Regions from separate parts of the Homo sapiens genome. Here region 1 is linked to region 2. Evidence: chromatin contacts called from ENCODE Hi-C data. All regions are on one chromosome and are shown on one strand. The core of a region is the stretch at or near the end of the contact, and the rest is flanking DNA. Distances in the headings are between cores, read along the strand shown.

What was found. A loop is a pair of places that touch in the nucleus more often than their neighbours do.
Region 1: a loop to region 2 is called in a map of PC-9, with 3 times the contacts of the local background. The contact joins the enhancer-like site here to the promoter of ADAMTS9 in region 2. A Hi-C loop is called at or near these places in 1 of 168 maps with a recorded cell type or tissue (PC-9).

Annotation. Positions count from the first base shown.
Region 1 is chr3:65,141,987-65,148,305 of GRCh38, forward strand. No RefSeq gene overlaps it. Among named protein-coding and RNA genes, the nearest start is that of LINC02040, 30 kb to the right of the region's middle. RefSeq lists an enhancer at 4,281-5,040. Within about 2 kb of position 4,290, at least 2 of the 41 ENCODE cell types and tissues checked have a DNase peak (open chromatin) inside an H3K27ac peak, as active enhancers do; they include PC-9, where a contact is called at or near this core.
Region 2 is chr3:64,686,319-64,693,396 of GRCh38, forward strand. It overlaps ADAMTS9 (ADAM metallopeptidase with thrombospondin type 1 motif 9), which reads right to left and starts at 1,682. Exons shown (of 40, transcript NM_182920.2): 1 at 1,225-1,682; 2 at 250-650. The coding sequence starts at 1,339. The region is part of intron 1 of ADAMTS9-AS2 (ADAMTS9 antisense RNA 2); the gene reads left to right.

The DNA.
Region 1 (6,319 bases), core at 3,040-5,539, 460 kb after region 2:
TGGGGATTTTTCTGTTATTCCCATGGAAATGTAATCTAATCCAGTGCTGAATATTAAACACTCATTAAGCTCCTCTGTGAAGTTATTGTACATTTTTAGAAAATTGGCATATTCATAATTGGAAGATAAATTTTCCCTTCAGAATTCTAAGAAGGAGCAAAGCTAGTATATACCATAAGCAATTTTTTTAATTGTAATTTTGAAGTTCTGGGGTACATGTGCAGGATATGCAGGTTTGTTACACAGGTAAATGGGTGCCATGGTGGTTTGCTGCACCTATCAATGCACCACCTAGGTATTGAGCCCAGCATGCATTAGCTGTTTTTCCTAATGCTCTCCCTCCCTCCACCCCAACTGCCAACAGGCCCCAGTGTGTGTTGTTCCCCTCCCTGTGTCTGTGTGTTCTCACTACTCAGCTCCCATTTATGAGTTCAACCATTGTGGAAGACAGTGTAGCAATTCCTCTGAGATCTAGAACCAGAAATACCATTTGACCCAGCAATCCCATTACTGGGTGTATATACCCAAAGGAACATAAATCATTCTATTACAGAGATGCATGTATGCATATGTTCACTGCAGCACTATTGACAATAGCAAACTATTTAGAAGAACAGCTGCATCATGAGTTGAGATGTCCACTTAAAAGAGAATCACTTACAAAACACATTCCTCAAATCACTGCATACTACTAAACAAAGCAGTTTCTTGAAAAGCCAACTTATAATAATAGAAGCAAGTAATCACCTTCCAACAACCTGAGCAAGTCTGCTCACAGCATGATAGCTAGCTATTGTTTACAATGGTGGCATCTTCTTTTGTTTCTGTCTTCCTAATACCAGATAAATTTTATAAAAGTCAGGATTCCATCTCTGTGTATAATTTGGGACACAGCTAATCTGGAGACAAGAATGGATGCAGTCCTAATTTCATCTTTACTTGCCTGATTACCTCCTGTGTTTTCCTATTTGATAAACCTCACACAGGAAAAAGAACAGCACAAGACCTGAGTCAATAAGCCCAGGAGCCCTACTGGAAGACTACGGCACAGAGGACAGAAGGAAGGACACACACTGCCACTCATTGCAAGACCACGGAGTAAGAGATATTTAGAAGAATTACTGCCAGACTTTCTCGATATCAGTGGTAGGGTGTATTTGAGCTTTCAAGCCTGTGGACACTGGGAAGGTGAGCAGCTTTGATCCACATCTAACTCCCTAACTTCTGAGGAGGTACCCGTGTTAAGCTGCTCATCTGAGGTTAAACTTTACTTCCATGCTTCCAAAGCAAACCTAAGTCTGAGAAAGGTGAAAATGAGTGTGGGCTAAACAAATAAGCAAAACCTTTTAAAGGCCTCACTGGTCTTTGGCTTAATTCTGCATCCCTCAAGAGAAAGTTAGGAAGGGCAGAAAAGAGCCAAGGGAACACAGAATCTAATTCTGCTTTGGCAACAGAGGAAACGATTGGGACTCCGAGAAGAGGTGAGTCCACCTCGTCCACATAGCTGGTGACTGCAGAGCTGGACCCAGAAAGGGGCATTCAGCTGCTCAGCCTCCTCTCCAGCATCATGCTACATGGGGGTGCCACCACCCCTGCCACTTCCTTCCTACCGGTAGTACCCATCATAAAATACCAGCATATCCTTGGGAGTCTTAAAAACAATGGGTATACGATGTCATGCTGAATTCTGCCACCACCTTCCCATCTTCTCCTGAACTTTCAAGAAGGGCTGTGCCCTGAGACCTGCTGTGGGGACAAGAGATATGGGAGAAAGAGCCATAGGCATTACTGGCAGGCTCAGCCTGTGGAGGAAATGGCTTTGTGCTGGCCGCAGCCTCCATTCATCACTCACTTAGCAAGGCCTGCCAGAAAAAGAGGCAAGACCAGTCTACTGCCGTTGTTATCCCCATTTCACAGATGGGAAAACCAAGGAATGGAGGGACTAAAACACCCTCATGATTCAAATCCAGCCCTCCTGATTTCCAATGTGGTACTCTTTCCATTATACTACTCTTCTTCCAGAAAATCTCAATGTAAAATTACCCAAGATTTCTGCATTCTCAGAATGCAAGAAAGTTCCATTCCTAACAGAAAAAAACAGGCTCCTATTGTGGGTTGAATTGCATACGCCACTCCCCCAAAAAGGACATCCTAACCCTCATGTAATGGGATTGGTGCCCTTATAAAAGAGGCTTGAGGGAGTCTGTTTGTCCCTTCCAACAGGTGAGGACACAACAAGGCGCCATCTTGAAAGGAAAATGCAAACCTTCACCACACACTGAACCTGCTGGCGCCTTGATCTTGGACCTCCCGGGCTCCAGAACTATGAGAATAAATTCCTATTGTTTATAAATGACCTAGCTGGTGGTAATTTGTGATGCCAGCCCAAACAGACTGAGGCACTGGTAGAGAGATAAAAGCACCCATATGGGGTCTCTTGGCCTCAGGCTGTAACTCCAACTCCCTGTGTAACCTTGGGCAAGTTACTTCCTTTCTCTTTGTCTCCATTTTAACAACAATGAAGTAGTAGCTCCCTTGTAGTCTGAAATGAAGATTACATGAAATAGTGCATATTAAAACATGTAGCACAGATAGCACATAATAAGGACTCAAAAATTTTATAACTATTACTAATTTTTCAGGGCAAAGTTAAACACAAGAGAGAAAAAGGGAAAAGTTTACAAACTTAATAGAAGCCTCAATAATCAACTTTTTCCTGTTCCTGATTATACCTAGTCCAATAAGATAGCTATTAGATACATGTGAGTATTTAAATTCAAATTAATGAAATAAAATGAAATAAAAACTTTTCAGGCACACTAGCCAAATTTTAATAGCCACATGTGGCTACTAGCTATGAATAGAACATTTCCAGGATTGCAGAAAGTTCTATTGGATGGCAATGTTGCCACACTTGCTGCTTGAAGGCCTTAGGTAGAGACTTTCCAGACATGGGAGCCAAGATGCCAAGGGGATGTTATTTTCCTTTCAGCTTATAAAGGATTTCCAATGCTGCATCAGTAAGTAGACATCTTAAAAAATCCCTTTATCAGGAGTAAACATAAAAGTCAGTTCTTATCACAACTTCAAATAGAATGCATAACTACCAAGAATTTTTCATCTACAGTCAGAGATGCAATAAGCCACAAAATGGAGTGTGTATTAATCATGGCAATACCAGTGTATGAATAACTTCTTTAGTAATATCCACAAAAATGCAAAGGGCTTTGAGTTTTAGGAACAAGAATTGGTACAAACACATATAAACCAAGCCCCACATTTACTGTGAATAAAAAGAGACCATTCTGGTGTAACATATTGGCCACACAAACACATTTTTAAGTTTCAGAACCTGGGCTGAATTAAAAACCACATGGAAGATTATAGCTAAAATAGGGAAAAATACAATAGTAAGTGATAGAACAGAAATCAAAGTGACAATGTAGTTTACAAGTTTCCAGTTAGATGTCATCTAAAATGTTTTGTTCACTGTAATTGGCCTATCAAGAAGACATTATGCAAGGAACAGCTCAAGAAACAGCCCACGATGTCTCTCATTTTGATACAATTTCTGGAGGGGGAAAGAATATAATCAAGTCATTTCTGTTCCAATCAAAAGGGGGAAGTCATGGTTCAAGAAAAAGAAAATCAAAATAGAGAAATAAAGTTTATGTTCTACTAATCAGAGATGAGATTCAGAAGGATGACTTGACTTTTAGAAGAGAGTTCAAAAAACCCATTTAACTCCAGGCATAAGAGGGCAATAAACTCATGATGCTAATAAGCAGAATTGTAGATAAATGGAGTTTAGGTCCCCCTAAGCCTTTTATGGCAAGAGAAAGGCCTGACCAAGAAACAAGAGTGATAAGACATAGATGACATTGGAAGTAAACCCGAAAGGGTCAGCATGGACAGCCTTATCTTGCACAGCCCACCACTAAATGAGTTTCTAAGAACAGGCAGTGGAGATCAGCTGTGGGTATCTGTCACAGTCCTCCTATCAAGATTTCCTCTACTCCAGGAAATGATCACATCCCTTCCATCATTTGTACATCAACTAGACTCTCTAGATCATCTTCTTTCTGTCTCATAAATGTCTGTCTGGGAGGTGGGCGGGTCTGGAGAACAGGCCCCAGCAAATTTCTGACACCACCCTCTATAGAGTTCTCTCCCTAAAAAGGAAAAGAAGAACAAGAAAAAAGAATAATGAAAGAGAACCCTTCTTAAAGAGGAGGAGCTCTCTCATTACAAATCCACCATTGCCTCTCCGACAGCTCAAAGAGAAACTGCAGTGATTTCCACATCACAGAAACTCAACGTTAAGTCTCCACATTCCTTTCCTATTACACCTGCCTGCCACCTGCAGAGATGTACTCATCTCATTTCCTGAGAGGGTTTCTGCACATGGCAAGGTGGCCTCAAGTTAAAGGAATGATGCAGGTCAGGAGACACACAGTACAACTCTTTGAAATGTTTATGAAATCAGATCCTGAACTTGTCCTCCCACCATTATGTTGCATGACAGCTATCATACGCCTGCAATTTGCATTGCTGAGAAACAAACAAGAAACTACATGATTTGTTGCTGGACACCTCCCTGTCTATATAGAAAGGGTTTGTTTTTCCACCCGCATGAGAGGTTCCAGCCTGTTCCATCAGCTAGAAAACATATGCTTTAAGATGACATATGTGTATTGCAAGATAATGACCAAGATAATTACTAAATTCAATAATGTAGTTTAAGTTAATAAAAAGCTGAAGTATTAGAAAGTGACACCAAGGATATTAAAACTTGGTAGAAATTCTAAGAACATTGAATAGCCCAATAGCCAATCAGAGCAACAGAGGTTGCTGGTTTTAATGGCATATTAGTGATAAGGTCAGAAGTAGTCTAGCTTAAAAGAGATCCCAGTTTAAAACCATCCTGAGCCCTATCTCAGAACTTCAGAAGCCACCTCAGCAGGTTCTCAACCCCACCCCAATTCTATTCCTTCTATTTTGCCAAGGTCTCCACAGCCTGATGGCTTCCTGATCCCCAAAAGAGGATATCCAAATGAAAAGACCAGGGGATTATGTTTAACTATTCTCAGCCCCTATCTGCCTACATGTTGTAAAAAGCAGTACATACATCTGTTCAGCTATTATCCACATGAAGGACACAATCCGTGGATAGATTCAAGGAAAAGAACAATTCACTAGCAATACTAACAAACTAATCCAAGTAACAGCAAAAATCACTGTGTGCTTCCTAGGTACTACCTGGCACTATTCTAATGCAATTTATGTATAGCTTAGCTTCTCCTTGTGACAACACTACAAAGTAGGCACTACTGTTATTAACTTCGTTTCACACATAAAGAAACAAAGGCATGGAGAGATTGAGTAATTTGCCTAAGTTCACATACCCAGGCAGAAAGTTTCCAGAGATTGTGTTCCTGACCACTAACTCTGCAGCTTGCTAAGGGACATAAATGTGACTGCATCTTTTTCTGAGGAATACCCTAAATACCTTAAATTTAAGAGTAGCCTACATACCCTAAATACAACTCAACAAAGTGCAAAGAGACTGACAGTAGCACAAGAGTGAGAACTTTAAATTCACACAAATATATATGTTTTAAAAGAAGGTTACCTTCAGACATTGGTAAAGAGAGGGTCACTACTATCTGATGGCTTGACACAGCACTTATACCTGTATATCCTTGCTCTGTGGTCAAGTTCAGTGGAAGGTATAGAACAGAAGTCACCAGTGAAAGCCCATTGGCAGGTCTTGAATACATGTTCTATTCTGCCCATATGGTATTTTAAAGTTTTTTAAAACTTTGCTGCCAAAATGTAAAAGTTGAAATTTTTCACATAAATATTCAGATTTTAGACTTTTCTAAAAGGAACAGGTTTGTCCACACTGCACACGTCCTCCCTTATGCAACACTTAGAGCTGAAATGTAGGTCTGTCCTTTAGATGGGGCATGTGCTGTAGTTTGTCATACTCACCACTACTCCCTATTGTCATATATATGACAGCTTCTCTTATGCATGTTTCCTACTAGGTTCCCATAAAGCATTGAAACATATGAGTCTGATTTAGAGGAAAGGAGAAGTCATAGAGAAAGGATTCTGAAAAGGCAAGATAAAGGGATTTTGGTTCTAGCTAGGAGACTGGTAACATCACCTCACTCCCCATATATTCATTCTTTAAATGGGAGGCCAGGCTAGATACTGTCTAAGGTTGCCTAAGTTTAAACTCAAATAGGGGATTGAAGCAGTACATGGAATGTCCCAGCAGTGAGAAGTGAGTCTGTCACTCTTGCAGAGGCCA
Region 2 (7,078 bases), core at 432-2,931:
CCGAGTCCAAACTCCAGAAAGCTCTGAAACATCCAGAAGCCCCTGGGGGCGGGTGTGTGCGCTCCACGCCAGTGTACTCGCACGCACAGAGCTAGCTACCCAAACCATACGAGTTTCTAGCTGATATTTAACGCCGGAGAGGAGCGGAGCCTCGCCACAGTGAGGGTCTCTAGGCTTAGAGGACAATTAAGTCTTCTAGAAGCGGGCGAGGAGGCGGAAGGGGAGAGGAGGTGGCGCGCGCCCACTTACCATTCCTGAGCAGAGGCTGATGACGGCCGTGTGCTCGGAGTTGGTATTGACATAGCCTTTGTAGAAACAGTGCTTGAGTTCCGCTTCCTCTTCGGAATAAAACTTGGTCTGATTCACCCCGGGCGTCCCGAGGAGGGTGACAGTGAACAGTGGAGCGATAAATCCGGCATTGGCGGTGAGATTAAATAGAAACTGCTGGCCGAAGGCAGAGAGGCGGTAATGCGCCTGGGAGGAGGTAGAGGAGGAAGAGGAGGAGGCGAAGGCAGGCCAGGGGTCAGTGGCAGAGTTAATGCTCCGTCGCGTTCTTTTGAAGTGGACGTTCGTGGGAAAGGGTTCTCCGAGAGCGTTCACTCGGATGGGAGACACGATTTCGTATTCGCTCAGGGTCTCTAATAATTTCACTGCGGAGAGAAGCAGAGGTATATGAACCAATAATTCATTTTTCCTTAAGCTTTAATTTAAAACGAAGGTGGGGACTTTGTTCTGACCTTATTTTCCAGCCCATTCGAGTCAATCCCTTCACCCTTAATCAGTGGACAAATATTTGCTGAGCACCTACTATGTGCCAGTAACAGGACCTGTGCTAGGTGCTGAGGATACACTATTCCGAGCCAGACAATTAACAAGTCAAAATATATATGATTTCAGATATTGATAAATAACCTGAATAAAATAAAACATGACGCTATCTGGTGCCCCCAATTACTAAGTTACTTTAGTTTGCGGCGTGGGAGTGGGGATGGGGATATATCTGGCAACAGCAAGGTAGGGGGGGGTTGCCTAAATTCGTTTCCATAGTGTCCCTCCCTAGCAATTGGTTGGGGATGACCCAAAGAAGGGAGAGGCTGCAAAGCGGGAGATAATTCTTTCTAGGAAAAGGAGAGAAGCCTCCGCTGCGGGGTGCCCCTGCCCAGGAGCGAGGACCGGGAGGCGGCGTCGGGGCCGGCGGGGTCCCGGGGGCCGGAGCCTGGTTACCTTGCCTCGGGTGCAGCCTGTCCTTGCGCACGGCCGCCGCGGCGTCTGGGCTCCCCATCTCGGCCAGGTCCCGCACCAGGAGCGTTAGCAGTGTGGCCCAGGATACAAACTGCATGGTGCTTCCCACCCCTCCCTCCGCTGCCCCCACCCCCCTCCCTCCTGCCCTCCTTGGCTGCGGCGGCGACGCGAGGCAGCGGCCGTGGAGAGCGCGCGGAGCCCGGCGCCCGCCGCCAACTTTTGACTTTAGGAGTCGCTGAGGTCTCGCTGCGAGGGTCCCGTCTGCGCTCGGCTGAGCAACGCCGCCGCCTGCCGAGAGCTGAGCCGCTCGGGCCGCAGGAGGAGCCGGAGGAGCAGGAGGAGGAGGAGGACTGGGGCTCGGCTGCTTGGCCGCATAATGCCCAGCGAGCGGGCAGGAGAAGGCGAGGAACTTGCGCTCCGAGGCGCGCCGGGCGCCCTGTGCTGGCCGGGATAGCTGAGCGGCTTCTTGAATGGGGGGCTGGGGGGGCGGAGGCGGGGGGGCCGCGGGTCCACAGCCTCTCAAATGCCCCCGGTGCACGCCTCTAAGAGGAGGAGAGGGGAGGAGAAAGCGAGACGAACGGGGACCGCCTCCTTCCAGACCATGTCCCCTCCTCGGCCGGCCCGTGCGGGACTCGCAGCCGGAGGCCCTGCCGGCTGCAAGAGGCGGAGGCCAGAGGCGTCACCAGCGCCGGGGCAGCTGTTCCTGGTCCCCGCCACCTCGCTGAAGTGGGGTTTTCTGAGATTCCCTGCCCCGGGGAGGGAAAGCAGGGAAAGTTCTCTCCCTTTCCTGGCGCGCGTGCAGCCACTTCCCCTCTCGTCTTTTTCCTCTCCTCTCCTCTCTCTCCTCCCTTCCGAGTCTCTTTTTCCTCCTCCCCCTTGTCTCTCTGCTGCTGTGCCTCTCGGACTCTGTCCCTTCTCCCCATTTTCCCCTGTGATGTCTGTCTTCTCCCCGCCCCACCGTGTCCCTGTCTGTTTCTCACATTTCTCCTTTTCCTTTCCTTTCTCTTCCGTCCCCATCTCTTGCCACCAGTCCCCATCTTTTGGTTTCTTACAAGTGAAAGTGGCCCAGCGCCGGAGCGCCTTCCCTTCCTACACTTTTTCATTCGGGAAGAGATTTGGCACCTGAGCTCCGCTCTCGATTTAATCACCCCAAGTCAAGAGTTTTAGAAATGGGGTTCTTAATCCTGCAGGTCGGAGTGTGTTTCTAATACGTGGTCTCTTGAAAATTTCGCAAAATATTTAAGCTGTGCTTTCCACCAACCTCTGTCACCATTCATGGAGGGTCCATAGCATTCTGTAGGTCCCCTGCCCCAAAAAAGGTTAAGAACAAATTTTGGCAGCAAGAAGGGGCGGGGACTCTGGCGCCCCTCACTACCAGGGGGTTTAGAGATGGGAGGGGAAGGGGGGATGGAGTGTAAAGTTGTAGATCCCTGTGGGAGGCACCAGTCCCTGGAGGGATTTCTCAATCACTTCCGCTTGCTTTCAGCCTGAGAGATGCTTGGAAAGACTGGGAAAGACTGAAAGCAGGCGCTTCAAGCTACACCTTCGTGTGTGTGTGTGTGTGTGTGTGTGTGTGTGTGTGTGTGAATTGTTCAATCTTGGGTGGTTCAGTGGCGCCTTTTCTTTAACCAGCCCTCAGGAAGATAGAATTTCAAGATAATTTCAAGAGGAAAGACATGACAATATCGTTAAAAATATATAAATATATGACTAATAAATATATATTTGCCCAAGTATCCTAGAACGGGGGTTGAGGTTCTGTTGCGTGGTAGGTTAGCACTCAGGACTAGAAATACCAAAGATTGCCAACACCAGGAACCAAATCGCAATATGCTAGCAATGTCAACTATTCTTGAGATACTAATACATATATTTCTTCTGGTGAAGGGTAAAAATGACTTGGCAAGACGAATTTGCTAAATAATTGTTAACCCAAATTGATAATGTTACCATCGTCTTATTACTGGAATTTCATAATGGATATGTAAAATGTAAGGATGGAAAAATAACATCTGTATTGTGCACAATTAGAGATTTTTAGAGAATGGCATTTAAACCTTGAACCTCCAAATTAATTCACTAAAATACGTTTCTTCTAATACACAATCTTTCTTTTTATTATAACAACATTCCCCACAATCACAGTGTCTGGGAGTTGCTGAAAATTTAGTAAGGAACAGAAAAATATCAAGAAATCAATCTATTGGCTGATTCCTGTGGAAAATATTCCAGTACTTCCATTGTAAAATTACTCAAAAATATAGCACTTTCCAGTATTTCCCATTAAATCTTTTTTTCTCTTTCAGTTCAAATCCTTCCTGACAAAGAGAAGTTAACTAATGGTATAGAAATTACGATATGTAGGGACAGAAGCCTCCTTTGTGTACTCTCTCTCCTTTGCTTTCTTTCTAGGACTTTGCTTGAAGAATGAACTTTGTCTACAGTTTTAAAAAATTGATCCACAAGAGCTGATAGGCCAGAAAGATACAAAATATCTCTTGGTGAACTCCTGAGGTGACCAAGAACCTAGGTTTATGAATTTCTCATCCTTAGTGAGTCTACCCATCTTTTCTTCAGTGTATTAGCTGGCTTCTGCATTTACATCTGTAAAAAAGTCTTAAAGAATCTTAGGAAAATGTCTTTTAAATCGTGAGACATGAAAAAGACAGTTGAGCTAACTAAGCAAGTCAGGCAAAAATCTTTTGTCTGAATAATTACTCTTTGTCTAAATAAGTACTCTTATTCAGTACTTACCATGGGGTAACATATAGCATTTAATTTAATTCTCAAAACAGCTCTTTCAGGAAGTCAGTGTCAGTAATCTCATTTTACCAATAAGGATACCGAGATCTGAATAAGTGAAATAATTTGACCCCCCTCAATCCAGTAAGTGAGAGACACGATTCAAACTCCGTTTCAGTCGTTCAATCCAAGTTCATAACTATTATCATATGTCATGAATAACTGATTAATCAGAAGCACTGCTAGATTTTTGGAGGGTTGCTTTGTGGGAAAATGGCTAAAATCATTCAGAGAATTGCCTCAAGCTTTTATTGCATGTATAACTTTTCTTTAGCTCTCTCTTATTCTTCTCATGCAAAGTATTTAATGAAAATCATGTCAGCGATTTCATTGATATTTCACAGCTTTTCCCTCAGCAGTTAGAAGAGATCTGGCACATAGTAGGTAGTCAATAAGTATTTATTAAGACTAGGCATGGTGGCTCACACCTGTAATCCTAGCACTTTGGAAGGTTGAGGTGGGAGGATTGCATGAGGTCAGTTCAGCGGTTCAAGACCAGCCTTGGCAACATAGCAACCCCTTGTCTCTACAAAAAAAGAGAAAAGAAATAATAAAATGAAATAAAATAAATTGGCCCCTCATAAAAATTTGCTCTGAAAGAAGCAAACCTTTTCAAGGTCACCTGGAGTTAAAGGAGGGACAGTTTTTAGCCCGTTTTCTTCGTGGGACTTTACTGGAATTGAATGGTATTGTAGGTTAAGTGGAAGTATTCATTGGCTGATTCGTCATGAAAATTAGATCCCAGAGGAGTGATGAATGATATTAGTCACTAGGGAGAGATAATCCGGCCAATGGAAATGACAGTGATGACATCACAAATGACTCTGTTTGCCTAATGCCACTGGAAACAGCAGGAAGGAGACTTGAAGCAAAGCCATCAATTTCCACAGAAAGGGGAAACCCACACCCAAATGGTAGGGAGGGCCCAGGAGCCAGAATTCAAGTGAATAGTTTCCTGAGTGGTCAGCAGCGTCAGGTGATTTGGGGAACAGATAAGCCCCTGGTACTTGGTAGCACTGCATTCTGGTCAGTGAATCACCAAGCTGGGACCTGGTGCTGGCTGAGCTCTGTGACCTTGGGCCTAAAGAATCTTAGGGAGATGTGTTTTACATGACAAGAAATGAAAAGGACAATTGTGCTAACTAAATAATTTGGGTTCCAATCTTTTGTCTGAATAATAATAATGAGAATCTTTTCTTGAGTACTTACTATGTACCAGACCATGTGTACTATGTCCTCTCTGATCCGGTTTCCTATTTGCAGACTGCAGCAGGTAGAAACTGTGTTGTCTTTGTTTGCCCTGTGAGTGAATGACCTTAGTGTATTTTTTAAAAGTCTTCTAACTACTGACTTCAAGCAACAGGTACTGTAGAGAAAGTAGTTTGTATCATTATTGATAATAACAGTAGATTCCCTTCATTGAGTTCTTTGTGCTAATTATTCAATCCTCATAGCTATCCTGCCATCTGGGTTTTACCCTCCTCATTTTACTTACAATGAAAATAAGACCCAGCAAAATTAAAGTGACTTTGCCTGGCATTATGGAGTCAGAATGTGCAGTTGGGATTTACACTGGGGTCCAGTTACCTCCAAAGCTTGTGATCTCCATTAATCAGAGCAGCCTAGTAACATAAAGACTGTCGCCTAATTGATCTTCATCATTCAGCATTTATATTTGGCCTGATGAATACCATCTGTGAGAACATCATTTTTTCTTCTAATGCTAAATCTAAAGTTCTAACTAGCTTTTCTTGACCCTACTCTGAAAGTCATAGTTCCACTTTGGAGGTGGCTCTGTATAGCTCATGACCAGCTTATAGCAGTTCTACGAAGGTGATCCGATCTTCAGCCTGTTCACTCAGCAGGAGCTCCTTGTTGACTTGTCATTCTAGAAGACCATACTCACATTATTGCTCAGGCTTTAAAACTCCATATGCATCCCACTAATCTTTCCTTTGACTGTATTCTTAGGGCTTCAAATCCTTTTTCTCCTCCCTCTACTATCCTTGAAATGAGAGCTTCACACCTGGGGTTCAACATCATAACTACAAATGGAATTCAGAAGTGCTAGGCTTCTAGCTTTGATCCAAACTACTTCCAAACTGCAGCCAAATTAGCAACACAATGTGTGCAAATACAATTTTATTATTCTCTAAAAGTGCACATTTGATGTAGACAATTGTTAAATATATGGCATCTTTAACTAGCGGGGAATCTGATAACTCTAGGAGTATTTTGAGTCATGCCAGAGTGCTTTATGCTCCCTGAGTCCAGAATTTTCCCTTTCCTAGTTTGGTTCACATGTGTTGTTGTGTTTTGGTGTCCTTTGTTAGTCTTTAAGGTACACAAGGGCAAAGGACAAATCTATTTTCTCCATGGTTACATAGTAGGCACTTCACAAATATACCTTAAATGAGCTTACTGTTGCCGCTAATTTGGTTCTAGTTTTCAGAGCCAGGTTTTTTGTTTTTAATTTAGAAAAGCCATTCTTTTACACACACACACACACACACACACACACACACACCAGGAATGATTGAAGTAATTTCTGTTTCTTACTGTATTATTATTACTCTTAGGAGGCAAGTCCTGCTTTAATCAGAATCATCATGATTCCTTTTTTCTGGAATGAGACATTTCCAGAGCTAGGCTTTCCCCAGTGGGTACTTCAGGATCATGAGTAACAAGGCACAGGGCCTCCCTTAATTGCTGAGCACAGCAAGTAAGAGTTACACCTATGCTGTGGGCAGTTTTGGTATCCTTTGCGGGTCCTAAAGAGAAGGTAATAATGGTTTCCTGCCTCATAGGGATGTTATGAAAATGACTTGATCAATGAAAGTGTTGGCTTAGTGCCTGGCATACAGGAAGTAAGAATGTTCAAATCAGCGGGCTTATGTGAACCCACCCACTAGTCAAGGAAGAGTGGTTCCTGACTCCTGACCCAGAGAGCCGCTAGCAGACTAGCTTTCCTTTCTCAGTTAACCTCCCCACAACCCCACTCCATAACCAATTTATGGGCCTTTCTCCCCTAGAA